3 separate regions of the Homo sapiens genome follow, and all the other regions are linked to region 3. Evidence: chromatin loops called from intact Hi-C (ENCODE). Cell type or tissue: PC-3. All regions are shown on one strand. Links, peaks and the distances in the headings refer to the core of each region. The heading gives the core; the rest is flanking DNA.

Region 1 (10,561 bases), core at 5,463-10,462, 230 kb after region 3:
TAAATGCCATCAGAAGTGTTGATATTCCCAGCGTATACCCATTTCTCTTTTTTTTTTCCCCCTGTTTTACAAACTATTTATATTTACCTGCCTTCCTATGCAATGGAGAAACTAACTGCCCCTCTGTGCTTTCTCTCTAGCTTGGAGTACACAAACATCCAGGCTCCCTTGGAAAAGGAGTTTATGGAAAGGCCAAATCTAGCAGATTTTTTGTGCTTTGTCCTTGTAACAAGATGATTTTCACATAAGTTTGAATTATTAACAAAGATGAATAACAGAACATTGTTTTTGTTCCTCAACAGGAATTTTCTGAACCAACAATTATTCTCTTTGAAAGAGAAGACTTCAAAGGAAAAAAGATTGAACTTAATGCAGAAACTGTCAATCTCCGATCCCTGGGATTCAACACACAAATACGCTCTGTTCAGGTTATTGGTGGCATGTGAGTTACCTACTTGTTGACTCAATAAAATAGATCATTTTAAAAATCAAGTTTGGGCTGGGCACAGTGGCTCACGCCTGTATTCCCAACACTTTAGGAGGCCGAGGTAGAAGGATCATTTGAATCCAGGGATTCAAGAAAAGCCTGGGCAACAAAGTGAGACCCCATCTCTACCAAAAATTTAAAAATTAGCCAGGTGTCGTGGCACATGCCTGTGGCCCCAGCTACGTAGGAGGCTGAGGCCGAAGGATCACTTGAGCACAGTAGGTTGAGGCTGCAGTGAGCCGTGTTCACGCCACTGTACTCCAGTCTGAGTGACAAAGCAAGACCCTATCTTAATTTAAAAAAAAAAAATTGATCAGATTTCTCCCTCTCTTATATTATCTTAAACTAATTGACATATACCCTCTCTTTTTGTAAGGGTTAATAATTATGCACCTTTGTAGAACACTTTTCCACTGGGAAAAGTCATATGTAAAGCATCTTTTATTTCATTATCCAGATTTTTAGTTTATTTAAGGTAAGGATTTTGTCTTTAACACCTCTCATAGTCTAGCAAGTAAGAAAGAGCTGACTTTACTTATCCCTTTAAAAAAGAGCAAGTCCTCTGATTTTGGAGCTCAGGGTTGGGATTTTCCTTTAGCTGGGAATGACTGGCAGATGTTATACAAATGATTAAAGGTCAACTTGGAAAGATTTTTTTCCCCTCAACTTCGAATACTTTTGAATAAGATATAAAAATGAATGAGTACCATCAATGTAATACATGTTTTTAAGAAAGTATTTTTCTTTTATTCACAAAAACAATAGGTATGGTCTACCTGTGTACAACAGATGTTGGGGTGGACTACATCTATTTAAAAAATAATCAGGCCGGGCTGGGTGCAGTGGCTCCTGCCTGTAATCCCAGCACTTTGGGAGGGCAAAGCGGGTGGATCACCTGAGGTCAGGAGTTCAGGACCAGCCTGGCCAACGTGGTGAAACCCTGTCTCTACTAAAAAATACAAAAATTAGCCAGGTGTGGTGGTGGGGCCCCTGTAATCCCAGCTACTCAGGAGGCTGAGGCAGGAGAATCACTTGAACCCAGGAGGTGGAGGTTGCAGTGAGCTGAGATCACACCAGTGCACTCCAGCCTGGGTGACAAGAGTGAAACTCCATCTAAAAAAGAAAATAAAAAAAATCACAGAAGCTGGGCGCAGTGACTCACGTCTGTAACCCTAGCACTTTGGGAGGTCAAAGTGGGCAGATCACTGGAACCCAGCAGTTCCAGACAAGCCTGGGCAACATGTTGAAACCCTGTCTCTATTGAAAACACAAAAATTAGTCGGGTGTGGTGGTGCACGCCTGTAGTCCCAGCTACTCAGGAGGCTGAGGTGGGAGATCACTTGAGTCTGGGAGGTTGAGGCTGCAGTGAGCTGTGATCGTGCCACTGCCCTTCAGCCTGGGCAACAGAGTGAGACCTACCTGGAAAAAAAAATTATAGAATATTAGGGTGGTAGAATTATGGGTGATTTTTTTGCAGTAGGTTTTAATATTTTGTTTTTATGATAAGATGACTAAAATGATAAAATTTTATCCAGGATTTAAGTTCCAGGATTAAAAGTAGAGTGCATTCTTCCCTGATGTAATATGCAAGAGAGGAGGGCGCTGGGCTGCTTCCACGCCAGTCTGCGCTTAAACCCATACTTCCTCAGGTGTGCAGCAGTAGCATCTGAGCGGAAGGGAACTGAGTATCTTAGCAGTTTTTTAGATTTAACAAAGATTACTCTCACTGCAGACAAAACTTTTTATTTAACCCTATTTAGCACCTACTAAGAGCTTTGGAAATATTAACAACTTAAAGACCCATTATTACAACTGAAGCTATTTTATGAATAGTTCCCAGGAAGAACTGAGGAATCCACTAAAAGACAATATTTCACTGCTTTACGGAGGAAAAAACTTACCTATTTCTCTTCAAGAATGGAACTTTTTGGCATAAGTACTCATGTAACAAAAATTTGCTATTTGTCAAGAAATTACTTCTTTTAAGTGTTCTAGAAAAGATCATTTTTCCCCCAATGTATGTTAAAAGTATATAGTTCAGTCTAGAAATGGAAAGCATTCTAAAAATAAATGTAATTGGGGTCCACTGTCAAATGAAAATTGCCACTTACTGTGGTTATTTTTGTTTTCAGATGGGTTACTTATGAATATGGCAGTTACAGAGGGCGACAGTTCCTATTGTCACCTGCAGAAGTACCTAATTGGTATGAATTCAGTGGCTGTCGCCAAATAGGTTCTCTACGACCTTTTGTTCAGGTATTTTCTTCCTCTCCATGCTCTGCATAGACTCTTCTCTGAAATTTTTTTGTAAATGCAATCCAACTTTTTATCCAATTTTTTTATTCAAAGTTTATAACTGGCCTCACCCTATAAACTCCTTCCCTGCCCCAATAATCTGGGCTCAGTTTCTGGTGCTAAGAGGTGTGGCTGCTTCAGAAGGCCATCAAACTGAACATCAAACGCAGTTATCCACAGGCAGGCACCCTGCCTCAGGCGCTTTGACATTTTGTCAAACTCTTCTCATTGAGAAAATTTAAAACCTCTGAGACTCTTGAGTATGGTAATTACCCTTAATCCATATCTCACTTTGGATTCTTCCTGATATTCATGCTTGTTCAGTGCTTCCAGCAGCACATCTGGTATAACAACTGCTGGGGGTTTTGTCTTCTAGAAGCGAATTTATTTCAGACTTCGAAACAAAGCAACAGGGTTATTCATGTCAACCAATGGAAACTTAGAGGATCTGAAGCTTCTGAGGATACAGGTCATGGAGGATGTCGGGGCCGATGATCAGATTTGGATCTATCAAGAAGGATGTATCAAATGCAGGGTGAGCTTTAGGATTCCACGGGGGCCTGTGATGGCTTTGCTAGGAGGTGACTCATCCTTTCATATGCTTTTGATCTTTTCTTCAAGTAGATGCAATTTCACAATTCCTGGAGTACTTTCAGAAATGAATTTGTTTTTTTCATGACAGTATATCCTAGCTCTGATAGAACCAGTCTAGGAACTTAAAATGAAAGGTAAATATAGCACTGATCCAAGATAGAATATTTATTTCTATGCTTGATTTTTATATAGTAGTAGAAAAAGGAAGTGTGTTATTCTTCCCTTTTTCCTTAATGTAACTGTTACAGAAACAAACTATAAGCTCCAGCCCTGTCAACAAAAATCACTCTTGGTTTGTTTTGGGGAAATCCACAGAACGGGATGAAGGGTAAAGAGATCCCTCTGTGTGCTGCACAGTCCATTTCCTAAGTGTCATACGTTGTAAATTAGAAAATGGCCCATGTCCCTCCTGCATCATTCCTACTATTAACAGACACTTAAAAGCTGACTGTAGTAAGATTTTTATGAAAGAAGCTCATGCTTCTATGGTAGATAAAACTTTTTTACTCCTTGATTTTGTGAGCTTGACCGTTGGCTCCTGATTTTCTTTAAAAAAACAAAACAAAACAAAACAAAAAACCAAAAAAAACCTGGTGCCCCGTGAGTCAGCAGAAGGAACACAGCCTTGCGAAAAGGAGTACAACTCGTTAATTGGGTCTGTTGTGCTGGAGGGGGAATTCTTTCAGTAAACAGAAGTACTGTTTGGACATGCATAGAAGAACTAGCAGGAGGAACAGAAGTAGTTGTAATATGGAATCATGAAAAGAAGCTTTCTGCCTTTGAATTGTCTTAATCCAAGAAAATGGTGTCTTTCAGCAGTTATTTCTAACAGACATTTCAGTGATGTTATTTAACAACTTTGAATTCAATAGGTCAATGAGAAAAAGTCTCCTAGATTATCACAGTGCTTTCATCTCAATATAGAATAATATACTTTAATTTTTTTTAGACGGGGTCTTGCTCTGTCACCAGGCTGGAGTGCAGTGGCACTATCTCGGCTCACTTCAACCTGTACCTCCCGGGTTCACGCGATTCTCCTGCCTCAGCCTCTCGAGTAGCTGGGACTACAGGCGTGTGCCACCACGCCCAGCTAACTTTTTTGTATTTTTAGTAGAGACGGGGTTTCACCATGTTGGCCAGGATGGTCTTGATCTCCTGACCTCGTGATCCACCTGCCTTGGCCTCCCAAAGTGCTGGGATTACAGGCATAAGCCACTGCGCCTGGCCTACAATAATACACTTTTAACAGGCATTTTTATAGCAACATTGTTTTGTTTTTGTGTTTGAGACAGAGTCTAGCTCTGTTGCCCAGGCTGGAGTGTAGTGGTGCAATCACAGCTCACTGTAGCTTCGACCTCCTGGGCTCAAGGGATCCTCCCACCTCAGCCTCCTGAGTAGCTGGGGCCCACAAGTGCATGCCACTATACCTGGCTAATTTTTAAAACTTTTCTGTAGAGATAGGGTCTCACAAGTGATCCTCTCACCTTGGCCTCCCAAAGAGTTGGGATTACAGTTGTGAGCCACTGTACCTGGCCAGTAATTTTTGTTAATGGCATGTGAACATGACTGCCATACATTATTTATATATTAAGGGTAGATTCACTTCAGGGAAGGGCTCATAAAATCTTTGCATTAAAACACCCTCTAGTGAGTCTGCATTTTTCTGTTTTCATAGCTGGAAAGCATGCCTGTTTAGAAAATTTTAATTCTCATGAAGGAAAGACAAATGCTAATAAATGCAATTCCGAGTTTTAAAATGATAAAATGCCCTTTAGCCACCCAGTGCTACAAAATTAGAGGTGCAGTCATATACTGGAAGGTCAGGCCAAGCAGAGGTGGAGATGTCAGAGGGAGATATAGCTACAGAACCTGCCTGGGATCATGGTCACTTATGACAGGGAAAAATATGATGGGCAGTTCTAATGTTATGAGGCTTTCCCTACTAGTAAGATAGTCTTGCAAAGGGCAGAAGTCTCTGACGATGCACAAACATTGAGATTTTCCCATCATTCGTGTCATCTGAAATAAATGGCATAAATATTTATTGTCCGATTCTAGTTGGCTAAGAGCTGAACTGCCTCATGTGGGGTAAATGAAGCTAGGAACTAAGATAATTTTAAAGCCCAATGTAACCAGAGAAATAATTGCTATGAGACTTACAGCTGGATACATATTTAAGATATCTGGTCTTTTCCACTGAGCAGATAGCAGAAGACTGCTGCCTGACGATTGTGGGCAGCCTGGTAACATCTGGCTCCAAGCTAGGCCTGGCCCTGGACCAGAATGCTGACAGCCAGTTCTGGAGCTTGAAGTCCGATGGCAGGATTTACAGCAAGTTGAAGCCAAATTTAGTTTTAGACATTAAAGGTAAGGGTCACTTCCTTTATTTTCTTTATTGTAATGTGTATGTCTTTTAGTTAAGGAAAAATCTATTCATAACTTTTGAAAATGATGAATGTATTATTAGTAGTAACAGTAAGAGAGCCCCTACTGTGTGCCAGCTGCTGTGCTAGCCACTTTCAGTACACCATGTCCCGTCATCTTCACAGCCGCCCTATGAGGCCTACATTATCCCCTCTCCCTCTTTTCTCCCCAGTTTTACAGACAAAACAACAACAACAACAACAACAAAACCCCGGAAGCTCAAAGGGGTTGGCCAGTTTGGCCACAATCTCACAGCTGTAACTGCTGAACCAGAATCTGGCCATAGGCTGACTTCAAACATTTATTTTATTATAATAGTGTTAGGCTAAAAATCACAAGCTGAAAGGCCGTGATTGCACTTAGTTCGGTAGAGTTGATGATTCTCATGTATACACGTGACCTTTCATTGAAAAGATCTAAGATCTCAAAGGAATTAACACAGCCTACAGGATTTCAATGCAACATGTGTTCAATGAAGCTAATAGGGAGTGAACTGATGGTGCTTGGGGGAGAATAAATTTAGCGTGGTTGTCCTCAAACTTTATTTGCATCAGAATCACCTGGAGGGCGGGTTAAAATAGACTGTGGGGCCACATCCTCAGAGACTGAGTCTGTAGGTCTGGGGTGGGGCCTGATAATTCCTTTTCTAACAAGTTCCCAGGTGTTGCCAATGCTGCTGGTCTGAGGCCCACACCCGGAGAACCACTGATAGTCATTTAAAAATAACATAAGAATGACCTAACCTCTGTGTGGGAACTCAGTGAACTAGTGTGTTGCTATTGACAGGTGCAGATGGTGTGTTCATGTCATCTGGGGTAATTCTGCTTTAAATTAATGGGCACTTTTTTATTCCCTATCAGGAAAGTCAGCACAATTGTGTTTTGTAGCGAACTGGTGATAATGTAACCATACTACATACTCCATTAATTTTTTTAAATTTTTATGAGTATATTACATACTCTATTTTAAATCATCACTACAAAATGACTCAATTTTACTTTAATCAGGGATTTAGGCCAATGCTGTCATTAAAGTTTATGATGTAGGGGTAAAGAGCCAGGTGCCGTGGCTCACGCCTGTAATCCCAGCACTTTGGGAGGCCCTGGTGGGTGGATCACGAGGTCAGGAGATCGAGACCATCCTGGCTAACATGGTGAAACCCCGTCTCTACTAAAAAATACAAAAAAATTAGCTGGGTGTGGTGGTGGGCGCCTGTAGTCCCAGCTATTTGGGAGGCTGAGGCAGGAGAATCGCGTCAACCCGGGAGGCGGACGTTGCACTGAGCCGAGATTGTGCCACTGCACTCCAGCCTAGGCGACAGGGCAAGACTTCGTCTCAAAAAAAAAAAAGTTGTAGGGACAAGAAAGTGCTGTAATCTGATTTTTAAAAAACAACTTTTCTGGATAATGGAGAACGAATCTGGACATTTTCATCAGGGGCTTTGGTAACTGTATGGGGAGCAAAAGTGGCTGTCACTTCTGAATGATCTCCAGGTAGGTAGCTTGGCCAACCCACTTAAAACAATGGACTTAGGATCAGACAGAATCTGAGAAGTTGGAAAGATGCTCAGAAGCAAACAATGCCTTTGCCTTCATTAAAGGGGGCACTTAGGGAACACAAACTAAGCACTGCAACTACAGGCTGGATGGAGACCACAAAGATCATATAAAATGCAAGTAGTACCCTTGGATATAAGAAAATAAATGCAATATTCAGAAACCAAACAGTAACATATAGTACAGCTCCCTCACCTTACATTTGGTACAACAGATTTGTCAATATGTAGACAGGTGAAATACTCATTTTATAGATGATCAACCTGAGGTTCAAACTAGTTAAGAATTATGCAGATCTTTGTTTATTCTTATTTTGATAAACTTTATTGCACTAGAGTGCTTCAGTGTTGACAAGAGTTTCAAAATCTCCAGAGACACCAAAGAAATGTGACTCAATTGGAAAAAATGGAGTTTTTGACACAATGTTAGAGAAAGTAGGGTATGTAGTTCTCAAAGGAAATCTGACCAAACCTTCCTGTTTTTTACAAATGTGATCTGCTTCCTATGTCCAGGGTGGACAACACTATGATCCTTAGCTAGAGCTTTCTTCTCTTATTCTTTCAACATGTATTCACGGGGTACACACTATGTGCCAGGCTCGGTGCTAGACACGGAGGGCACCAGCGTGAAAAAAAAAAAAAAAAGCCTCCTCCTTGGCTTCAGACAGTTTACGTTCTAGATGCGCTAGGCACACAGGATGTCCCTGACTTGTTACATTAGCAGCGGACCAGAAGGAAGGACACCTCACTCCTTGTCTTGGCTCTGACATGAACCGTGGGACTCTAGGTTTCTTAAGACTTCTTTTTAAAGCTCCAGAGCCCCTTCCTAAATGACACTATATAAATTACTCAAGTGCCTGCTGAGTAAGCATAATGTCCCGTATATTTGTGAAATCTCAGTATCTAGCACGGTAGCAACAACAGTCTTTTTTTTTTTTTTTTTTTTTTTTTGAGACGGAGTCTCACTCTGTCGTCCAGGCTGGAGTGCAATGACACGATCTCGGCTCACTGCAACCTCCGCCTCCTGGGTTCAAGCAATTCTCCTGCCTTAGCCTCCTGAGTAGCTGGGATTACAGGTGCCTGCCACCACGCCCGGCTAGCTACAACAGTTTTAATTCCTTGTTAAACTGAATTTAATTTTCTCAGACTGGGAGAATGGTGCCATCTTGTGGACATGAGAGAGCAGCGCCGCACGTCCCACACCCCATGCAAAGGAAAATATAAACACGTCTCTTCTCGTTGGTGCACTTACTAGCAGACCATGATTTCCATTAGCTACAACTACTGAACCATTTGTTATCTATTAAAATTGCCCTAAGAATTATTAGATCATGCATCTGTCTTCTAGCTCATCTTCTTGTGTTTGGGAAATGAGTTCTTTTGGTAGACATTCATGTATTATTCCAGACCACATACCTTGTAACAACAGTGGAAGCTGATTCATGTTCACTTTAAAAAACATGAAGTCTGCACAATTTAAACACTCTCCAAAGGCAAGAGAATGAATCAAATTATTTCTCAAGAACTTTCTAGTTTTCATGATTCTAGTTGAATTTATATGAAAGTATTTTAAGATACTTTACTTTTAAAATACAAAAGATACTCTTAAAATACAAAAAGTATTTTAACATACTATAATGAAGAATGAAAAGAGACATTGTGACTTTAATACTTCCTGAAATTTCAGTGGAGTATGCTGTGTGTCTCTGTCTCGGCAGAGTGTAGGGTTTGCTGGTAGTTTTTTCCCTACTGCTACAAACTTACACATAAAGGCCCAAAACACCTTACCCTTGTATTCTATAGTACATCTAGCCATACATCTAGCTGTGTAGAGGCTGTAGATTACCAATGATGATAAATCAGTGTCTCACAAGAGAAGAGACGATTTCCTTCCTCAACTATAATACCTAGATTTATTGTGTAAATTCCCAAACCTTTTTCATATTTTGTAAATGCTTCAAAGGTGAAAAGAATGTTTATTTCTTCTTGATCCAAGGAGGAAGCATGCTTTCAATACCAGTCACTCCCTGCATCAAAATGCACAGATTTTTACTTTGATGGGGTCTTTGTTGATACATCCTTGGTGCTGAGGTTTATGCTAAAAAAAGGATAAGCCATCTGAAGGGATCTTTATTCTACACTGGAAAAAAAAAAATCAGATAACCCTTTTGTTAATGATACTTCTCCAAAGAAAGAAGCCATGAGGCTGTTTTTAGCACTAAAGTATCTGAAACATCCAGTAAGCACCTTTGGAAAATCTTACAAACATTCTGGTAACAGGGAGAGAGTTCATGATAATAGTTTTACAATACTGTGGTACTCAGCATCCTAAATGCTATGAAATTTTATCCACCAACTGAGTCCCCAGTAGTGACAATGCTACCGCGTCCCCTTATGTACTTCCGGGTGTCATCCAAACCTCCCCTTTGACCTAATACAGCCCGTTTTCATTGTTCATGCAAGTGCTGTTCCTCGATAACCATTCCTCCCACCTTTCCACCACTGCCAGGACTACCTGCTCTTTCCTCGCTGGTGTCTCGAATCTACCATCTCACCACCAAATATATGTTAGTCTCTTTACTCCTTTTCCCTTCTCTCGGGTTTTCCCAGTTCCCTTGAATTTCAGACATTGTAAGAGTGACTGTGGACTAGCTCTTAAGAACTGGGTAGAAAAAGGAGCCCGTGAGGTGGGATGTCCTGTGTGAAGGTGCTGGTGCCCCAATGGTGGGATCTGGACAGATTCACCCATGGCAGGTTGACCCTCTCATCCCACAGGGGCCCAGGCTTCCCTCCCTGCCTTGCCTCCTTGAGGCATGCAGTTCTACACCTTGTTTACTTGCTTACTTTTGCTGTACTGGTGTTAGGGGAATTGTGTCTGCTATAGACCCTTCACCATGGGTACATTCATCTTTTATTATTTTCCTTTCTTTTAGGGGGCACACAGTATGATCAAAATCACATTATCCTCAACACTGTCAGCAAAGAGAAGTTTACACAAGTGTGGGAAGCCATGGTCCTATATACCTGAACAAAGAAGGAAGAAGAATCTTCTGGAGGTCCTTCCAGCCACCTTATTTCTTAAAAAGGACAATGCTGATGGAAGACCAGACTGGAAAGTGGATCGACTCCTCCTTCATTGATTCTAAATTCAACCTTAAATCATGCTGCCATGACTCAGAGAACTTACTCATCGTTTCAAAAGACTA
Region 2 (8,495 bases), core at 3,330-8,329, 170 kb after region 3:
GGCCTCTACACGCTGCTGGAATATGATCTCGTGGATGGTTACATGTGCCCCTAATGAGCCACATTTCATATTAGCCAACAAGAACACTCTAAAGCAGGTCGTAGCACACAACCCATGTGCCACCTCTACAATAGTCCTGTTGTGGACTGCTCCGTCCCAGTTGGACATGGATGATGGAAGGGTGCCAAGTGCAGGTTCTGCACTGTAAGGTGTGCAGGCTGCCTTAAGTAAGGTGGGCAGAAAATACACAGTAAAAAGGTAAATACAAAGGAGGACCCAGGATTGCATGTGCTCTGAGAACACCCAGCCTGGGAACCCTCAGGACCCTGCCCAGGCCTGTGGGAAAGTCAGGGGCAGAGGAATCTGAGGAAGCATGAAGAAACTTGATGGTCACTCATGGCCTCTTTGCAAAACACTCCCCTTCCTAGCAAATTATCATCAAGCCTGGAAAGGTGGTGGGTCTGTGGCTTCCCATCCTAGGTTTAAGACCCCAGACCCAAAGGCTCAAACCTAAGAAGGTCCCTCTCTGACAACTCCCAGGCCAGCTAGTTTTTTGTCTCCATTTGCCTTAGTTTCCCCCTGAACAATGGAAAGAAACAATTCCTGGTTGAAAAGAAATACGTATCGCATTTAGGAAGGGGTGTTCCTCAAAGATGTGACTGAGGACTTTACTCAGGAGGTATGGGGCATTCTGAGCCCTGCTCAGATGATCCTGTTTGGAGATATGATCTTGGATATCCACAGGGACCTGGTCCCGTGGGAGAAGACTGCATTCCCCTGTCAACGAGTCTATCATTTGAAATGACACGAGATCCCTCATTAAGAACTGCATAACGTGGCTGGGTACGGTGGCTCACATCTATCATCCCAGCGCTTTGGAAGGCTGAGGCAGAAGGATCACTTAAGCCCAAGACTTTGATACCAGCCTGGGCAACATGGTGAAACTCTCTACAAAAAAGTTAAAAATTAGCTGGGCATGGTGGCACATGCCTATAGTCTCAGCTACTTGGGAAGCTGAGGTGGAAGGATCACTTGAGCCTAGGAGGTTGAGGCTGCAGTGAGCTGTGATCGTGCCACTGCACACCAGGCTGGTCAATACAGTGAGACCCTGTGAAATGTGCACCCAAGACAGATGGATTGTGCCACACAGTGCATTTCTATTCTTTATTTCCCAGGGGGAAAACTCTGTTTTAAAGAGATTGTATCTTAACTTCATTTATATATACCCATCTTAAATGTACAGTTTGATGAGTTTTGAAAGATAAGTACTCATGTGTAACCATCACCACAATCAAGATATAGAACTTTAACCCTCAACGTTCCTTTGTGCCTCTTCCCTGTTGCACCACCACCACTTACCACCCACTGACCCCACCCTCAGGCAACCACCGACCTACTTTCTATCATTATAGATTAGATTTGCACTGTCTAGAATGTCATATAAATGTAACCATACAGTATGTAACATTTGGAGTCTGCAAAAGCATTTAGCATCCATATCCTTACATGTTTCAGAAGTCTGTTCCTTTTTTATTGCTGAATAATACTCTGCTGTGTAGATGTACCACAATTTGTTTATCTGTTCACAAGCCATGTCCGGTGACTTTGAGCTGTTTCCAGTTTTTAGCTATTATGAATGAATGAAGCCACTATGAACATTCATGTATTTTTAGGAAATTCAGCAGTCTGGCTGGTGATAAACAGGCTGCCCCTCTGAGGGGGGGAGGAGTCAAGTAGTTGAGCCAAGTTGAAGAGCAAGCAACCAGTTTTGTAAAAAGCATCTAATAGCCAAAAAAAAAAAAAAAAAAATTGTTTTAATGCCTATACTAAGCATAGAGAGGACTGCTTGCTGATCAAGCGTCTGCTGCATGGGAAAAGCAGATTGCAACATCATTGGCAGGACAGAGTAATACATATACTTAGTTGGTTTATTTTGACAGGGAATGGAATTAAGCCAAGACTCAAACCTATTTTCCCTGGCTACTACTTCAAGATACGTTTGAAGGCCTGTCCAGACAGCAGAGACACAGAGCTCTATGTCAGAGTCAGACTTTACCTGTGGTGGGACCTTGGACAAACGGGCACTAAAAAAAGACTACCTACCTAGCTGTTGGGAAGATAAAATGAAAGTGTGTGAATCACAAGGGCCTGACCCATAAGGATAGCTCAGTAAACATGTATTATGATTTAAAAATCATGTCATACCTTTGACTTGTAAAATAATCCAAATGTTTCCTTAGGAAGTTACAATATTTTAATTTTTTCCCTTAAATCATACTTCGAATTCTTCCTATATTATTTATATAACCATTGAAGAATCGGATTAATCAAAATCTGGTTAGATTTTAAAATCGTATGACGTCGGGTACAAGAGCTCCGAGCGGCTGCACCATTGGTTCATCGCAGCAGCAGCAGCTGTCTAGTCCCAAAGCGCCCACCAGGCGCTTCTAAGACCAGGAGAGTCTTAGAACCTTGAGAGCAAATCTGATTCATGCGCACTTCCCCGGGAGCTGACTCTGGGGGGTGGGTGACCCGTAGTCTGTTCCTCTGGGCCGACTGTGGTTCTCGGGTGGCGGCAGAACCTCCGCGGCCTCTGAAAGGGGCCCCTGTGGCTGAATGGAAGGAGCATGGGGTGGGCAGGAGGCGACTTGGATTTGAATTCTGACTTTACTGCTCTGACCGCCTCTCCCCCCCACCCCAATTTTGTGTCTCTTTATAGGCTGGCTGAGCTTCCTTTCCTCATCTGTGTGGTAACAGCATGACCTTACTGGGCTGTAGCGGGGTGACACTATGTTACAGTACCAGGACTGTCTCAACAAATGCTTGTTGACCTGTTAATTTCATGCGTTATCTTTCCTATTTCCCATCGCCAAAGTCCATTTGCTGCATGTAACTCAAACGCAATGGAGCTTCAAAGGGTGATTGGGGAACCTCCCCGTAGTCGGTACTGTCCTGAATGTTCCTTTTCCAGGAAAGGTGGGGCTCTTTCCTGCGTCGCCAGGACTCAAGCTAGCACCTAGGTTTTGAATGTTTAAAAGTTGATTCTTAAGAAATACAGTAGCCGCACGTTTGGCCTGGTTTCAGAGGAGTCCTTACGCAAATACACTTCCCTCTCCTAGGAGCCAGGCTGGGCTCGCCGCCCCTGCTCCCCCGCTTTCCCAGGCTCGCCTCCTCCTCTTCCTGCCCACCTCTATGCCCCGCACCTACCCAGTCCCCACTCTGGCAAACCCCGGAGCGCCACCGCGCCCATTGGCGGGTTTGCTTTTATTGGTTTGTTCTGCGCTCCCTCCCGCCTTCTGGCGCGGGCACTGGATGCTAGCCGTTTTGCTCCAGGAGATATAAGAAGCCCAGGTTTTCCCCCTTCCTGGGAGCGCTGCGGATCATTCGCAGGCGGCCCGGCACCCTCGCATAGGTGGGCCGGCCCCTGGGGCTCCAGCCGTGCGACCCCGGAACCACACGTGTGGCGAGGAACGGGTCCCGGGGCGGAGTAGGCAGAGTCCCAAGCGCATCCTTCAGCCACACCTCCTCGGCTCTAGGGGGCGGTGAGCAAAGGCGGTCACCCCTGCAACCTCGCCCGCTACCCCCACGCACTCCTCCGTGTTCACATGGTAGGAACTCCCACAGGCAAAAGCCTTTCCGATGCGCTCTGCAGCCGCGGGATCACTCGGGTGTTTGAACGCTCGCGCGCTCCTCCCATTGGAGCTCCGGCTAAGGCGGGGCCCAGGTGCTTGCTTCCTCCGAGCTTGCTTAAGGTTTTCATGTTGCAAGTACTAGATGTTGAACCCAGGTGGCTTCTTACTGTTCTGGAGGAGAAGGCTGCTAGGACTGGTTTTTTTTCTTCGTCCTCCTTCCCTCCTACAAAAAGAATGGGCGGTGTTTCGGGAAAAAGTCCGCCTTAGGATACTTTAGTGTGTTTACTGCTGCCCCATGGTCACATGCACGGCTGTTTATAAATTGCATCTTTATTGAGGAAGAAGGTAAAAAACCTAGAGAGGGCAAGGAACTATTTATTTTGTATATGTGATTATTTGGACCGTTCAAATTTTCCTTTAAAAAACAAGAATTATAATTCAAAGAAAATGCTATTCTGACTACTGCCAGAAACTTAAGGTGTTTAAGCAAAATTCAAAAGTAAAACCAGAGTTTATTTTGTTGGAATGAATGTAACATAAACATAACTTTATCATTTTCAATTAGAAACTCTGGTCTGTTATCATTTTGGCTGGTGGTTCTGTAATGTACGTCTAAGGGGAAAAACACCAGATTCTCATATGTTCCCTCCTCATCCCTTTTATTTTTCAGTCCAGAGCACAACCTCCAGAAGACAACAGAAGGAAGCCAGTTTTGGGGAAACTTGGCACTCTATTCACTGCAGGAAGGAGAAGAAACAGTAGAAACGGGTTAGAGAGTCCCACCAGATCAAATGCCAAACCACTCTCTCCCAAAGATGTGGTAGCCTCTCCTAAGCTCCCAGAGAGAGAGAGTGAGAGGAGCAGATCTCAGAGCAGCCAACTGAAGCAAACGGACACAAGCGAGGAGGGCTCCCCGCGGGAGAATCCCCGAGAGGCAGAGGGCGAGCTCCCCGAGAGCGGTGGCCCCGCAGCCCCCCCTGACGCCGAGCTGTCACCTCGCTGGAGCAGCAGTGCAGCGGCTGTGGCTGTGCAGCAGTGCCATGAAAATGATTCACCCCAATTAGAACCTCTGGAGGCAGAGGGAGAGCCTTTCCCAGATGCCACCACCACTGCCAAGCAGCTGCATTCCTCGCCGGGAAATTCCTCCAGGCAAGAGAACGCAGAGACGCCCGCCCGCAGTCCGGGGGAGGACGCTTCACCAGGTGCTGGCCACGAACAGGAGGCTTTCCTGGGTGTGAGGGGTGCGCCAGGGTCGCCCACCCAGGAGCGGCCCGCGGGAGGACTAGGCGAGGCCCCTAACGGAGCCCCCAGTGTGTGTGCCGAAGAAGGCTCCCTGGGGCCCCGCAACGCCCGCAGCCAGCCCCCCAAGGGCGCGTCTGATTTGCCAGGTGAGCCTCCGGCCGAGGGCGCAGCGCACACGGCCAGCTCCGCGCAGGCAGACTGCACAGCCCGCCCCAAGGGTCACGCCCACCCTGCTAAGGTGCTAACTTTGGACATCTACTTGAGTAAGACTGAGGGGGCACAAGTGGACGAGCCGGTCGTGATTACTCCCAGAGCGGAAGATTGCGGTGACTGGGACGACATGGAGAAGAGGTCCAGCGGCCGTAGGTCGGGGAGGCGGAGGGGGTCGCAGAAATCCACCGACTCCCCCGGCGCGGACGCCGAGCTCCCTGAGAGCGCTGCCAGGGACGACGCGGTGTTCGACGACGAGGTGGCGCCAAACGCGGCCAGCGATAACGCCTCGGCGGAAAAGAAAGTGAAATCTCCGCGGGCAGCCCTCGACGGGGGCGTTGCCTCCGCTGCGAGCCCAGAGTCCAAGCCCAGCCCCGGTACCAAAGGGCAGCTCCGAGGGGAGTCGGACCGGAGCAAACAGCCACCCCCGGCTTCGTCCCCCACGAAGAGGAAGGGCAGGAGCCGTGCCCTCGAGGCCGTGCCCGCCCCGCCCGCCAGCGGCCCCCGGGCTCCCGCCAAGGAGTCCCCACCCAAGAGGGTGCCCGATCCCAGCCCAGTCACCAAGGGCACTGCGGCCGAGAGCGGGGAGGAGGCGGCGCGGGCCATCCCCCGCGAGCTCCCGGTCAAGAGCAGCTCGCTGCTGCCGGAGATCAAGCCCGAGCACAAGAGGGGCCCGCTCCCCAACCACTTCAACGGCCGGGCAGAGGGAGGTCGAAGCAGAGAGCTGGGCAGAGCGGCCGGAGCGCCTGGAGCTTCTGACGCCGACGGCTTGAAGCCCAGGAACCATTTCGGCGTGGGCAGGTCGACAGTGACCACTAAAGTGACCCTGTAAGTAGCCGCGCAAGTCCCGGCCGAGTTGCTGTCCGCACACGTGCTGGGGGTCCGCTCTGAGAGGCTCGGGGTATCTGCATTGTGGAAGAAACGTCTGGTCACTGAACTTTCCCCTCCATGCTGAACTTAAGATAGTGAAGGGCCAGTTTACACAGTCAAGATTTAAGATGACACCTGTGGCAGCCTCCTCAGTTAATTCCCTTTTTAACACAAGATTTAAGTTTAACGAATGTAAAAATAGGATATCCGTTGAAGCTCAACGTTTATGTAGATGAGAGATAAGACCTCATGGCCTGACATGAGCTGATTCTATTCTTTATTCAAAATGTACAAGGGTGTTCCAAGGTGGGATGTTCTTAAAATGCATGTGCTGTGAATTTCAAAATATGGAGCAAACAGTAACATGTTAAATACGATCCAGTAGCTTTGACATGTGTGAGTTTTAAGAGAATTTGCAGAACCTTTTATGGCACTCAGTGCATTTATTGGCAAAAAGCTTAAAAACACACAAGAAAAGTTCCTAATACAAGTATCTTGGTTGCTTCTTCCCCTTTATAATGTTAGGGAGTCTGGTGATACTTTTGGACCCAGGCTGAAAAGTAGTTTTCAGTTACTGAAATAAAGATCAGTGTTCTTACTGGAAGATTATTTGCTACATGAAAGCAGCTGTGACAGGTGTGAGTTTAAGATAATTCCAAAACATTTTATGGAACTTAGTGCATTATTGGCCTAAGCCTTTTTCAAAAAGTCCCTAATTTATGTATCTTGGTTGCTTCTTCCTCCTTGTGCTGCATGAAAGCACAAAACAACTGTGACTACTTGCTGTTAAGTTTATTCATTTCACAAGTAATTTATTTAATACTTTCTGTGCAAGATATTGTGCTAGTCACTGTGGGGGAAAAAAACCCTACAACTGTGACTCAGGATATTGCCCTGAAATTTTTATAGCCCCATCTGGCACACAAAAAGCACACAAATCAAATAACAATACAAGATGATATCTGATGAAACTGCCAAACGAATGTTACCATCTGTAAATCCTGGGGAAGTGCTAGCGAGCAAGAAATCACTGCTGGTGCTTTGGGGGAGCTGGGCCTTGTGCCTTGATGATAAATGCAATTTGTATAGGTGGACAGGATAGGGAAGGTACTCTATGAAACTGATAAGACCCTCCCTTCTCACACTTCTGCTCCCTCACCACTCCCACTTAGCACAGGTGAATAATGATTAAGTGCTTAAGTTTTTCCTCCATTCACATATTTGTTCAAGGAGTGGGTATTTTAACAACATTATCATTATAATTCTTGAACCTAATGGTTTCTTTCATTCTATTTGATTTCTTGGATAAGTAAGCTTAAGAGGAGGAGAGTTCTGATTGGGAGAACTCTGAGAACTCTGAGAGGGAAGTATGCGTAATGAATAACTTGACTACCTCACCAACTGCCAACCTGGAGACCTTTGATATAGTCAGTGATTTATTCTGTGATGGTAGGTAGCATCAGAGAAATGAGCTGGGTGAATGATGCCTATTATTTATAGAAGACCAGTGTGATTGAATGCTAAAGCCTCCTAAATGTGAGCCTTAGAGAAACATTGCTGTGTACCTTATGAAGGATGGTTCACCTGTCTTCCAATTAGAAGACACCAGTAGAAAAACCAGAAATGTTACACTGTGAAATAGTAGGCTAAACAAACAGGAAAGATGATCTTATAATGAAATTCTTCGTTTGCTGTTCTCTGTAATAGAACTAAACCAAATATGTCTTTCCCAGTTCTGATTAATTTATACCTAAAAATTTTCTTTACCAGACATTCAATGTATTTGTTTTGCGCAGTGCCTTGCACATGGTCATTTGGCAAATTATTGACTTAAAAATTAATAAGTATTTCTAGTCCTTTGACCCATTTCTTTGTGACTGATGGTTTTTTCAGACCCTTTAATTCTTCCTATGACCGTATCGCAAGATGTTAATCAGATTATTCTTTAAAACAATTTGAGACTGAAGAGTAAGAAAAACTATTTCGTATTTCCTGAAAAATGACACTGAAGTAGCATGTTCCTTTATGCTGTTAGAAAAATTATTACTTCAAGTTCTCTACCAAGTGCTGAATGTTGAAATTCTTAAAATGGTATATGTAGAATAAGGAGAATTTTCCTCTTATAATATAACTATGGCTTTTTGGACTCCAAATTATTTTCCCCTGTCTCATAATGAAGGCATTACAACATGAATTATAGGAGCCTTCCTTTTAATCAGTCTGAAGTAGGTTAATTGTAGTAACTCTTGGTAGCACAACTTAATAGCACAGAAAGTTTGGTTGTAAAATTTATTCTGATCTTCGTGTAAATCTTTAATGTGCAGATACGTGTTTCCTGTCCTTAAGGTAGCCTGTTGGCTAACCTGTAGTGTTTTCTATTTACATCATAAGATATACTTCGATGTTTGAATTGAGTACCCTTCCTTGAAATGATTAGTGAGAATTTTTAAAAAGTATATTCTCTGGTATGTGACCATCCCTCATTAACTGATAGCAAATTGAAGCTCTCTATTTCTAATCATCTCACTAGTTTCATAATTT
Region 3 (10,561 bases), core at 2,242-7,241:
CCCTGTCTCTACAAATAAACAAATTAGCTGGGCATTGTGGTGTGTGCCTGTAATCCCAGCTACTCAGGAGGCTGAGGTAGGAGAATTGCTTGAACCCTGGAGGCAGAGGTTGCAGTAAGCTGAGATCGCATCACTGGACTCCAGCCTGGGCAACAGAGCTAGACTCTGCTAAAAAAAAAAAAAAAAAAAAAAAAAAAAAAAAAAAAAAAAAAAAAAAAAAAAAGATGTAAAGATAGTGTTTCCCAGTAGGAAACATCTGGTTATTGTAAAAGATCTTGTGAAATCCTAAAAACGTTCTCACAACAAAATTATTTTAATTTCCAAAAAAAAAAGGCTTCTAAACCTTGTGAATATTAACTCACATTCTCTTTTTTTTTTTTTTTTTTTTTTTGAGACAGAGTCTCACTCTGTTGCCCAGGCTGGAGTGCAGTGGCGCGATCTTGGCTCACTGCAAGCTCCACCTCCCAGGTTCATGCCATTCTCCTGCCTCAGCCTCCCAAGTAGCTGGGACTACAGGCGCCCATCACCACGCCCGGCTAATTTTTTTTTGTATTTTTAGTAGAGACGGGGTTTCACTGTGTTAGCCAGGATGGTCTCAAACTCCTGACCTCGTGATCCGCCCTCCTCGGCCTCCCAAAGTGCTGGGATTACAGGCGTGAGCCATCGCGCCCAGCCTCATATTCTCTTTCAAATCCATCCCCTTTCCCTCACATTCTCTCATTGGTTTGATTTGGATCATCGGCTTGTGCAGCAGAGCAGAGTGGTTGAGATATGAACTCTTAAATTCTTGCTCTGACATCTATTACCTATATGGCCACAGACAAATGAGTTAACCAGGACTGGCTACATAATTTCTGATGCCCAGGGCAAAATGAAAACGAGGGCCCTTTGTTTAAAAATTAAGAATCTCAAGATGGAGACAGCAGAGCATGAAAGCCGGTGCCAGGCCTTGTGCAACTGAACAGGTCGCATGCACAAGAACTTAGCTCTTATGTAACTTTTCCAAGCCTCCACTTTTCCATTTTCCTCAAGCTAAAATAAGGAAAATGATAGCACCTGCCTCGTGGACTTGTGAGGATTAAGTGAAATGATGCACATAAAACGTTTATCGCAGTGCTTGGCACATAGTAAGCTCTCAATAAATAGGAGCTGCTGTTTTTATGTCCTTCACTAGACTGTATGCCTCTCCTCCCCTGTGCCAATCCATTTTACAACCTGCTGCCAGAGTAATCTTCTTTAGCACAGTTCTGATTATGCCCCTGCCCTATTTTTATAAAAACTAAATCTTCACTGCCTACAGAACAAAATCCAAATCTAACCCGAATCCACTTTTCCAGCTCCTCTCTCGTCAGCTGTCTGGCTCCCTGGTCTCTCTCTGAGCTCGGTCCTCACATCCCTGTGCCTTTGCTTACCATGTTCATTCTGCTAGAAATGTCCTTTCCCCAGGGCTGGGGGGAAATATACAGGGATCTAAGTCACAGATCTGCCTTGGAATTGCTTACAACCTAAACTGGGAAACAGAGCATTATACAAGAGATGTAGCAAAGCACAAGGCAGGAGTGGTCAAGGGAAAAAGTGTCATAAAAGCTCAGAAGGAGCAAAAGTCTTGACTAAAATGGCACTTTTAAAAAAGCATTTCTTTTCATAGTTTTTAAATGGTTACTATATTATATATAGGCTATATGTTGTATGTATCAAAACCCATCGCTCCATAGATTCTTTACAAAAATATGATTCACACTTTTAAGTTTTTACACAATAAACTTGAAAGAGGGGGCAACATGTTTTTTTTTTTATTAATAAACTTCATTTTTTTAAGGCAGTTTTAGGTCCACAGCAAAATAGAACAAAAAGTAGAGAGAGTTCCCATATATCCTCTATATCCCCCCACCCACACGCACACAACCACCCCCACAATTGACATTCTGCACCAGAATGGTACATTTACTACAATCAATGAAACTGCGTTTACACAAAATTATCACCTGAAGTCCACAGCTTACATTATGGTTCACACTTGGTGTTGTATGTTGCATAGGTTCTCACAAATGTATGACATGTATCCACAATTGTAGTATCATATGGAGGAGTTTCATTGCTTAAGAATCTTCTGTGCTCTGCCTATTTATACCTCTCTCTTTCCTAACTCCTGGCAATCAGTTATCATTTTACTGTCTCCACAGTTTTGTCTTTTCCAGAATGTCATACAGTTGGAATTAGGCATTATATAACCTTTTCAGATTGGTTTCTTTTACATAGTACTATGCATTTAAGTTTCCTCGTGTCTTTTCAGGGTGCAATGTGTTTTTTAAATAAAATATTCTAAAATCTAATTCACATTTAATTATAGAGTGGGACATTTAGATGATTTCTCTTTTTACTTTAAAACGTACTAATTAAAATTTAATAGACACTTTTATCAACAACTGTTACGCTGAGGATCTTTCTGTGGGATAATTTGCCTACATATATTAATTGTTAGAATTGGCAGAGATAAGTTTCTAAAGGCTGTCTTTGAATGTTAAGGACGAGCAGCATTTTTTTTATGTTTATTTTTTTTTCTTGAGACAGGGTATCACTCTGTCACCCAGGCTGCAGTGCAGTGGCGTAATTATGGCTTACTGCAGCTTCAACCTCCTGGACTCAAGCCATCCTCCTGTCTCAGCCTCCCAAAGTGCTGAGATTACAGGTGTGAGCCACCACACCCAGCCAAATCTACTCTTTTTTCAATGGGATTCTTTCATGCTCTACTTGTCACACACTTCTATCCACCATTTATGCACCCTTATTTTGTTTACTGCCTTATTCTAGGCAGTTTTCTTACATTCTTTTCATCCACTGACTATAACATGAAGTTTCTGTATTACTGAAAGAGAGATACAAGTAAAGTATCATTTTCTCCACACTCCAACCCCTACCCAGCAATTTAAAGTGATTAGTGTTCTCATGGAACAGTGTGTCCATTAATTCAATTGGCTTTTTGATGCAAGGCTGTGCAAAATACTCAGGATACTAAGGTACATCAGAAATAATTTCTGCCTTCAGGGAACTCACATTCCAGTGTGGGAGAGAACTGACAAGCAAACAAAGGACCGCAGCAGTCCCTCACAGGCTGTAATTAAACTACATACAACTGCCATCAGAATCTAGCTTCAAGAATAACTAGCAGCAACATGTAAGATAAACCTTAGAAGTTAAATGAATATAACAGGTAGACAAGGAAGGAAAGGGCTTTTAAGCCAGGGCTGTAACCAAGGGGTTCATGGTTCCAATTCAAGGATTTGAAGATTTGGTTGGGAAAATAGTTTCATCTTTATTTTCAGTAACCTCCAGTTCGAAATTTAGCATTTCCTTCCATTATAAATTCAGGCCACAAACTGGAGTAGTATTGGCAATATTTGTAACTTGTCACCAATAGAATCACAGATATATTCAACTCACATTGCAGTTGATTCAGATCCTTGAAATATTTACTATTCACTACTTTGAAATTACAGTAGTTACAAGGCTCACTGTAAGACCTTATTATTTATTGCATTAACAAGGAAACAATATAACACAACTTTGTGTTCCTAATATTTTGATAACTATATATTAACATATTGGGGTTTCTTTGTAGCAATGTGTATGTTGATGCCTTTAAATACATTATTCTTAGATTTCCCAGACAGTCTAAGATATGCATTGCAAAAGAAAAAAATGAATAATTAAATAAGGTCAAGAATCCTGCTCTAGGCAGAGGGAACAAAATACACAAAGACACGGAAGGTGTAAAATATGAGGATTTGTTCAAAATTAAATCCCCAGTGCTGTCTTTTCTTTATCCTGACTTTAAGTTCTGCCCGCTCCTGTCCTCTTACCCTCTTGCTGCCACTCTTCCAGTTTGGCACAGCTGTCAGTCTTGCCTTCTTCCACTCTATTTTCTTCACTGTCTTCAAAACGGGTCCATGTAAAATGCCACGATGCTTGTGCCGCTGCTACTTAGGTTGAAGGTGGTAAGGAAAGTCTGGCCTGCTTGGCCTTCATCTGATACTCTCCCTCTGTCCCCGAGGCCCCTCTGTGGAGTCTTGGACTCCCTGGGATGCAATCTGAAAGCCTGGAAGAGAAGTGTGGCCTTCAATATCCTCCAGGGGGCGTTCTTTACCTCTCCATCTGCATCTCCTACCCTATGCCTCCCGGAGCTCTGAGTCTCTCGCCACAATGAATCACTTTTTAGTCTTCAAAAAGCTCACCCTTCTGGTACAACCTTATGCCCTCTTTTGCCTCCAATAAACAGGCTACTTCTTCTGCCTGGGACAATACCTCTCACCACCCCTTTTTCCTGATTAATTCCTACTTAGCTGTTAGATGTCACTTTAGAGGTTTCTTCCGGGAAGCTCTCTCTACTTCCCCCAAGAATATCGCCTTATTATGTGCTGTCTTAACAGTATTTACCTTCATTTTATCATTGAATAGTAATAGACTTTTGCTGGTCTGTGTCCCACAGAATGCTGCACTGTCTTTTCTGGTTGGCACTGAGCCATTCATTACTCACTGTTTAATTCCCCACATTGTAACTGACATATAGCAGGCATTCAGTGGTTTTACCGGTGAGATGAATGAAGCTGGAATTATTGTCCAACCTTACATCAAGAGAAGGATCAGAAGCCAAGGAAAGGAATTTGGACTTCATCTTCCAGACCTCTAGGTTTTTCAAACTATTAGTTATAATCTGTTACTAGATTGTAAGATTAATTTAGTGGTTTGCAATAATTTCTTGTGTTAAATAAAATTTTGTAGAACAGAACAGAATAGAATAACATAGAAAATATCAAAGTGCATCACAAGTAGCAGGAGTAAGTTTGTTTCATAAAACTTTTACTTTAGTTATATATATTATGCATACACGTGCATATCTTGAATAAGAATGTGTTTATTGAGTCCTGATGTGGAATGTTTTTATTCCAGTGGGTCATGTTAAAAAGGTTCTAAAGACACTGTAACCAGAGGGGATCCACGGAAAGTCTCAATCAAAGGCATGATATGACCAGATGTGTGGTTTTGGAAGTTTTCTCAGACCGTAGTGAGTGTTTGTTTGTTTAATAGACAGGGTCTTGTTCTGTCACCCAGGCTGGAGTGCAGTGGTGCGATCATAGCTCACTGTAGCCTTGGACTCAAATGATCCTCCTGCCTCAGGCTCCTGAGGCAGCAAGCCTCCCTGAAAGCACCAAGGATTTTTAGGGCATAAAATGACTATGCATGATACTAGAATGGTAGATACATGTCATTAGAAATTTATCCAAACCCCTAGACTGTACGACACCAAGAATGAACCCTGTAGTAAGCTATGGACACTGCATGATAGATGTGTAAATGCAGGTTCATCGATTGTAACCTACAGGCCTTATTTATGTAGTTAGGACTGTCCCAGATAGCTGTGACTACAGGCCCAAACCAGCACACCCAGCTAACATAAAGTGTGTTTTGACTGGCGATGTCTCTGGAGGCAATGGGAGCAATTGAAAAACTACCACAGTCAACTGGGAAATGATGACAAAGGCAAGGCAGTGGGATGAAGAAGAGGGTGGAAAGAAGAAATGTTCAAGAGGAATAATCAAGGACTTTAGTGACTGATTGGGTGAGTTTGTGAGGGCGGCTGAGGTGTTAGTGTTCAGGCTGTTAACCAAGACCAATGCCAAAACGAGATTACCCACTAGCAACACCAAACGCCTGCAAGGATGTGAGCAACAGGAAGTCTCATTCATTGCTGGTGGGAATGCAAAATGGTACAGCCACTTTGGAACACAATTTGGTGGCTTCTTACAAAACTAAACACAATCTTCCCATCTGATCCTGCAATTGGGCTCCTTGGTATTTACACAAAGGAGTTGAAAACTTGTGTTCATACAAAAACTTCTATCCATATGGATGTTTGTAGAAGCTTTATTCACAAATACCAAAACTTGGAGGCAACCAAGATATCCTTCAGTGGGTGAACGGATAAACTATGGTACATACAGACAAATAGAATATTATTCATCACTAAAAAGAAATGTGCCATCAAGTCATGAAAAGACATTTAATGAAACTTAAATGTATGTTGCTAAGTGAAAAAAGCCAGCCCAAAAAGGCTACATACTGTATGGTCCCAACTACACAACATTCTGGAAATGGTAAAACTATAAAGACACTTAAAAGACAAGTGATTGCCCTGTGTGGTGGCTCACGCCTGTAATCCCAGTACTTTGGGAGGCTGAAGCTGTTGGATCTCCTGAGGTTGGGAGTTCAAGACCAGGCTGGCCAATGTGGCAAAACTCTGTCTCTACTAAAAATACTAAAATTATCTGGGTGTGGTGGTGGGCACCTGTAATCCCAGCTACATAGGAGGCTGAGGCCAGAGAATCACTTGAATCTGGGTGGCAGAGGTTGCAGTAAGCTGAGATCACATGGCTGCACTCCAGCCTGGGCAACACAGTGAGACTCCATCTCAAAAAAAAAAAAAAATCAGGGGTTGAAGGGAGGGAGGGATGAACAGGCAAAGCACCAGTGACTCTTAGGGCAGTGAAACTACTCTGCATGACACTAGAATGGTGGATATATGTCATTATAAGTTATCCAAACCCCTAGACTGTACAACATCAAGAGTGAACCCTATGGTAAGCTATGGGCACTGTGTGATAATGATGTGTAAATGTAGGTTCATCAGTTGTAAACTACAGGCCTTATTTATGTAGTGAGGACTGTCTAAAATTAGCCCATGAATCACTGTCTCTAAGCATTGTTGTTTGCTGAAGTATTAATATTAATGATACAAAGAAATTATAAAACTGATAAGAAGAAAATTTTTAGCATGTGTTCCCTAGAGCTCAAAGTTGGTTAATGTCACTCTGGTGGGCAATGTTGTTAGTGGGGGGCTATACCTGTGTGGGGGCAGAGGATATATGGGAAGTCTCTGTACCTTCTATTCAAATTTCTTATGACCCTAAGAATGCTCTAGAAAAACTAAGTCTAAAAAAAAAAAAAAAAGAAAAAAGAAAAACTAAGTCTATTAAAAAGGTGGGGGATTACCTGCAAAGTATCCTTATGGAATTTTATGGTAACATCTAAAGAGATCTAGAGTTTGAGGGAGCAGTCTAGACTGGAGGCATTTTCTTAAGAAGACATTTATCACTCATGTTAGTCTGGGTCCTCCCAGAAGCAGACTCCAGGACAGGATTAAATTTACAAATATTTCTCTAGGAGAAGTCTCTGTGATAGAAAATGTAGGGGGGTCAGGCATGGTGGCTCACGCCTGTAATCCTAGCACTTTGAGAGGCTGAGGCAGAAGGATCGCTTGAGCCCAGGAGTTTGAGACTGGCCCAGGGAACATGGGGACATCCCTGAAAAAAAAAAAAAAAAAAGAAGGCCAGGCTCTGTGGCTCAAGCCTGTAATCCCAGCACTTTGGGAGGTGGAGGCGGGCGGATCAACTGACGTCAGGAGTTCAAGACCAGCCTGACCAGTATGGTGAAAACCTGCCTCTACTAAAAATACAAAAATTAGCCGGGCATGGCGGCACATGCTGTAATCCCAGCTACTCAGGAGGCTGAGGCAGGAGAATCACTTGAACTCCGGGGGGCTGAGGTTGCAATGACCCAAGATCACACCATTGCACTCCAGCTTGGGCAACAGAGCAAGACTTGGTCTCAAAAAAAAAAAAGAAAAAGAAAAAGAAAAGGAAAATGTAGGGAGAGAGGAGGGGCTGGGAAAGCCAGCTGTCAGTGGAGCAAAGGAGCAGGTGGATAGAAGCCAGTTTAGCCTAAGGTAGGTGCAACAAGAAATTTTTAGATGTCTCAAGCCAAAGTCATCAGTCAGAGGAGTCCCATGGAATAGGACTGCCCTCTAATCTCCAGCATGCTCAGTCCCTGGGCCCTCAATCAATCACTCTCACTCAGTAAAGATCTGTGAAGTGTATTCTCCTGACCACCACCACACTTTAACAAATACGTCTTATTTTAATATATACACATCAGTGTAAACAAAAGTTCAACACAATAAACTGTTCTTTGCCATCATGAAGTTCTGAGGGGCAGTGCATAGCTTTGCGTCTCTTGGCCACGGTTTCAGACCTTTCCTCTTCCCCTCTAGATGTCTCTGTAGTTCCTGATACTCAAATACCAGCTATTTAGGGATTAACAGATAAACCTATTCTTCATGCATTGCTGCTACATTGCTTTTTTGCCTACATGTCTTAATCTGATACTTCATTTAAAAAGCAGGATGTTTTGACCAGGCGTGGCAGCTCATGCCTGTAATCCCAGTACTTTGGGAGGCCAAGGGAGGTGGAACACCTGAGGTCAGGAGTTCAAGACCACTCTGACCAACATGGCAAAACCCTGTCCCCACTAAAAATACAAAAATTTAGCCAGGTGTGGTGGCATGCGCCTGTAGCCACATTTATTTAACCTTCCTAAGCTTTATTCTTCTCACCTATGAAATGGGGTAACAATAGTTGCAACCCTATAGTATTGTTATAGTAATAAATTATACATATGTTATATATACATAACAAATAAACATCTGTTTATATATGTGCTGTATGTTATATGCATATTTATATTTATATATATATACAATATTACACAGTGCCTGGTGTATGGTAAGCACTCAAAAAATTAACCATAATAATAACTATTGGCTGGGTGTGGTGGCTCATGCCTGTAATCCCAACAGTTTGGGAGGCCAAGCATGGAGGATTGCTTGAGCCCAGGACTTCAAGACCAGCCTGGGCAGCACAGGAAGACTATGTCTCTATTAAAAAAAAATAATAATAAATATTAATAACATCATTGTTTTTACCTCCCTGCTATTAGACTTACTCCCCTTTTTCATGTTAATTAATTAATTAATTAAAGCTTTCCTAAAGTATTTCCTGATCTTTAGGAATCTCTCACATAATTGCTAACATTTTTTTGGCACCCACTTTGGGCACCTTTATAGTATTTGAAATTTGACAGCAGGTGGCAGAAAACTCAACCAAAATTAGATTTTTAGTTGTTGTTCACATTACAAGAAGTCTAGGGCTTGGGTAGTGGCCCCATGGTAGCGTCATTGTTCCAAATGCTTCTTTCTTCCTGCCCTGCAATCCTCTGGGCCATAAGATGGGTTTGGCTTCTTTGGCATAACATTCATGTCTCAGGAAGGAAGACGAAAAGAAGACAGAAAGGATGGAGGCCAAGGACTTCCTCCTCTCAAAGGTTTACCATTCCATTCAAGGAAGCAAATCCTCGCCACAGATGTTCACCCACATCTAACTGGTCGTGATTGTGCCAAATGACTACCTCTATCTGGAAAACAAGCTGGGAAATCAAGTACTTTTAGTTAGAGAGTGTTCTCACCTCAAACAGAATCAGGGTAATGTTTTGAAGAAGGGAGAATGAGTATTGGCAACTAGCCATGTCTGGTACATGAGCTCATTTAATTCTATTTTAAAATGACAGTCTGTCCAAGATCCAGTACTATGGACTTGAATCTAGAATTCCATAATTGAGGTAATGGGTACATCAGAGCCAATGTCAATTAAGTAGGAGGAAATAAATTATACTAGTTTTTAAATTGAATTGATTGATTCATTTACGCAAAACCTCTGGATGCTAAATAAATGTAGCAACTGATGGGCTGCATTATCCCATGCATAAATTACCCATAACTAGCCAGTTAAGCAGTGTTTGAAACTGGCTGCTTATTAAGCCACTTTATTATGCCATTACTACAGTATATGAAATTATATTCTATGTTTCTGAGTAGGGAAAAGAACCCACACAGCTCGTTGCTTATGTGTTACCTATTTTCATTCAACAGTCTCAAATCCTTTTTCAGAACAAAGCAAATATGAATAAACAATCTGGTAACATGTAATTCATACAATTTAATAAGCATTGCAAATGAGAAAGGAGAGTGTTATTTTCATTTCTTCATATAATAATTACATCCTCTCTTGCAAAGCCCTCACTCATCTGGAAGAATTATATAATGTTCTCAATTTACCATAGGTAGTCAATGCTTAGCCTGTGTGGTATGTAGATGTATATCTTAGTTTCAGGACAGGACTGCATCCAAGCAATTTGAATGTGTCAGGTATGAGTGTCGTCCTATAGTTATTTAGGCCAAGCTAGGAAGAAGGCGGAGTAATAGTGGACTAAGGTATGGCCAAGACATAAGACAAAAATAAAATTTACTGTTAGTTTTTATGTATTAGATTAGTAAACTAATAACTAATGATAAAAATTTACAGCAGCAACTTCTTTACTTTATCCCTTAATTATTTGATGTTTCTTAGTCTTAGGTGTCGAACTAGATTTTAACCTCCTGAAGAATGTTTCTGGTCCCACATAAAGCACTTAACACTACCTTGGGCAATGCTTATTGATTAACTGAAAGATGTATTTATTAAAATTTTCAGTGTTAACTCCTAATTGCCAGTAAATTCTCTTTCCTTTTTCTCTTGAAAAAGTAGTAATCAGCCAAGTTCTTTTTTTTTTTCCTTTGAGACTGTGTCTTGCTCTGTTACCTAGGATGGAGTACACTGGCACACTCACGGCTCAC

The links. A loop is a pair of places that touch in the nucleus more often than their neighbours do. Peaks named below come from ENCODE experiments on the same cell type or tissue, not always from the same donor. Only the 100,000 strongest peaks of a DNase experiment are listed, where the experiment ranks them.
Region 1: it touches region 3 in a loop (8-fold over the local background); 86 of 110 quality-filtered maps call a loop at or near these places.
Region 2: a loop joins it to region 3, with 2.6 times the contacts of the local background. A loop is called at or near these places in 12 of 110 quality-filtered maps.

The regions. Positions count from the first base shown.
Region 1 is chr6:106,558,184-106,568,744 of GRCh38, forward strand. CRYBG1 (crystallin beta-gamma domain containing 1) reads left to right here. Exons shown (of 22, transcript NM_001371242.2): 18 at 303-442; 19 at 2,620-2,743; 20 at 3,159-3,317; 21 at 5,581-5,743; 22 at 10,289-10,561. The coding sequence ends at 10,383. Among named protein-coding and RNA genes, the nearest start is that of RTN4IP1, 66 kb to the right of the region's middle. In PC-3, for the core only: a CTCF peak has its summit at 8,541 (motif pointing left); a DNase peak (open chromatin) is centred at 8,538.
Region 2 is chr6:106,507,128-106,515,622 of GRCh38, forward strand. CRYBG1 (crystallin beta-gamma domain containing 1) reads left to right here. Exons shown (of 22, transcript NM_001371242.2): 3 at 4,303-5,912. Among named protein-coding and RNA genes, the nearest start is that of RTN4IP1, 120 kb to the right of the region's middle. RefSeq lists enhancers at 2,719-2,798, 2,725-3,330, 4,058-5,016, 5,068-5,137, 5,148-5,307 and 1 more and a silencer at 5,428-5,697. In PC-3, for the core only: CTCF peaks have their summits at 3,532 (motif pointing right) and 5,309; DNase peaks (open chromatin) are centred at 3,664 and 6,854; H3K4me3 peaks cover 5,000 bases; H3K27ac peaks cover 5,000 bases.
Region 3 is chr6:106,335,390-106,345,950 of GRCh38, forward strand. No RefSeq gene overlaps it. Among named protein-coding and RNA genes, the nearest start is that of ATG5, 15 kb to the left of the region's middle. In PC-3, for the core only: a CTCF peak has its summit at 4,124 (motif pointing right); DNase peaks (open chromatin) are centred at 4,182 and 4,522; H3K4me3 peaks cover 963 bases; H3K27ac peaks cover 894 bases.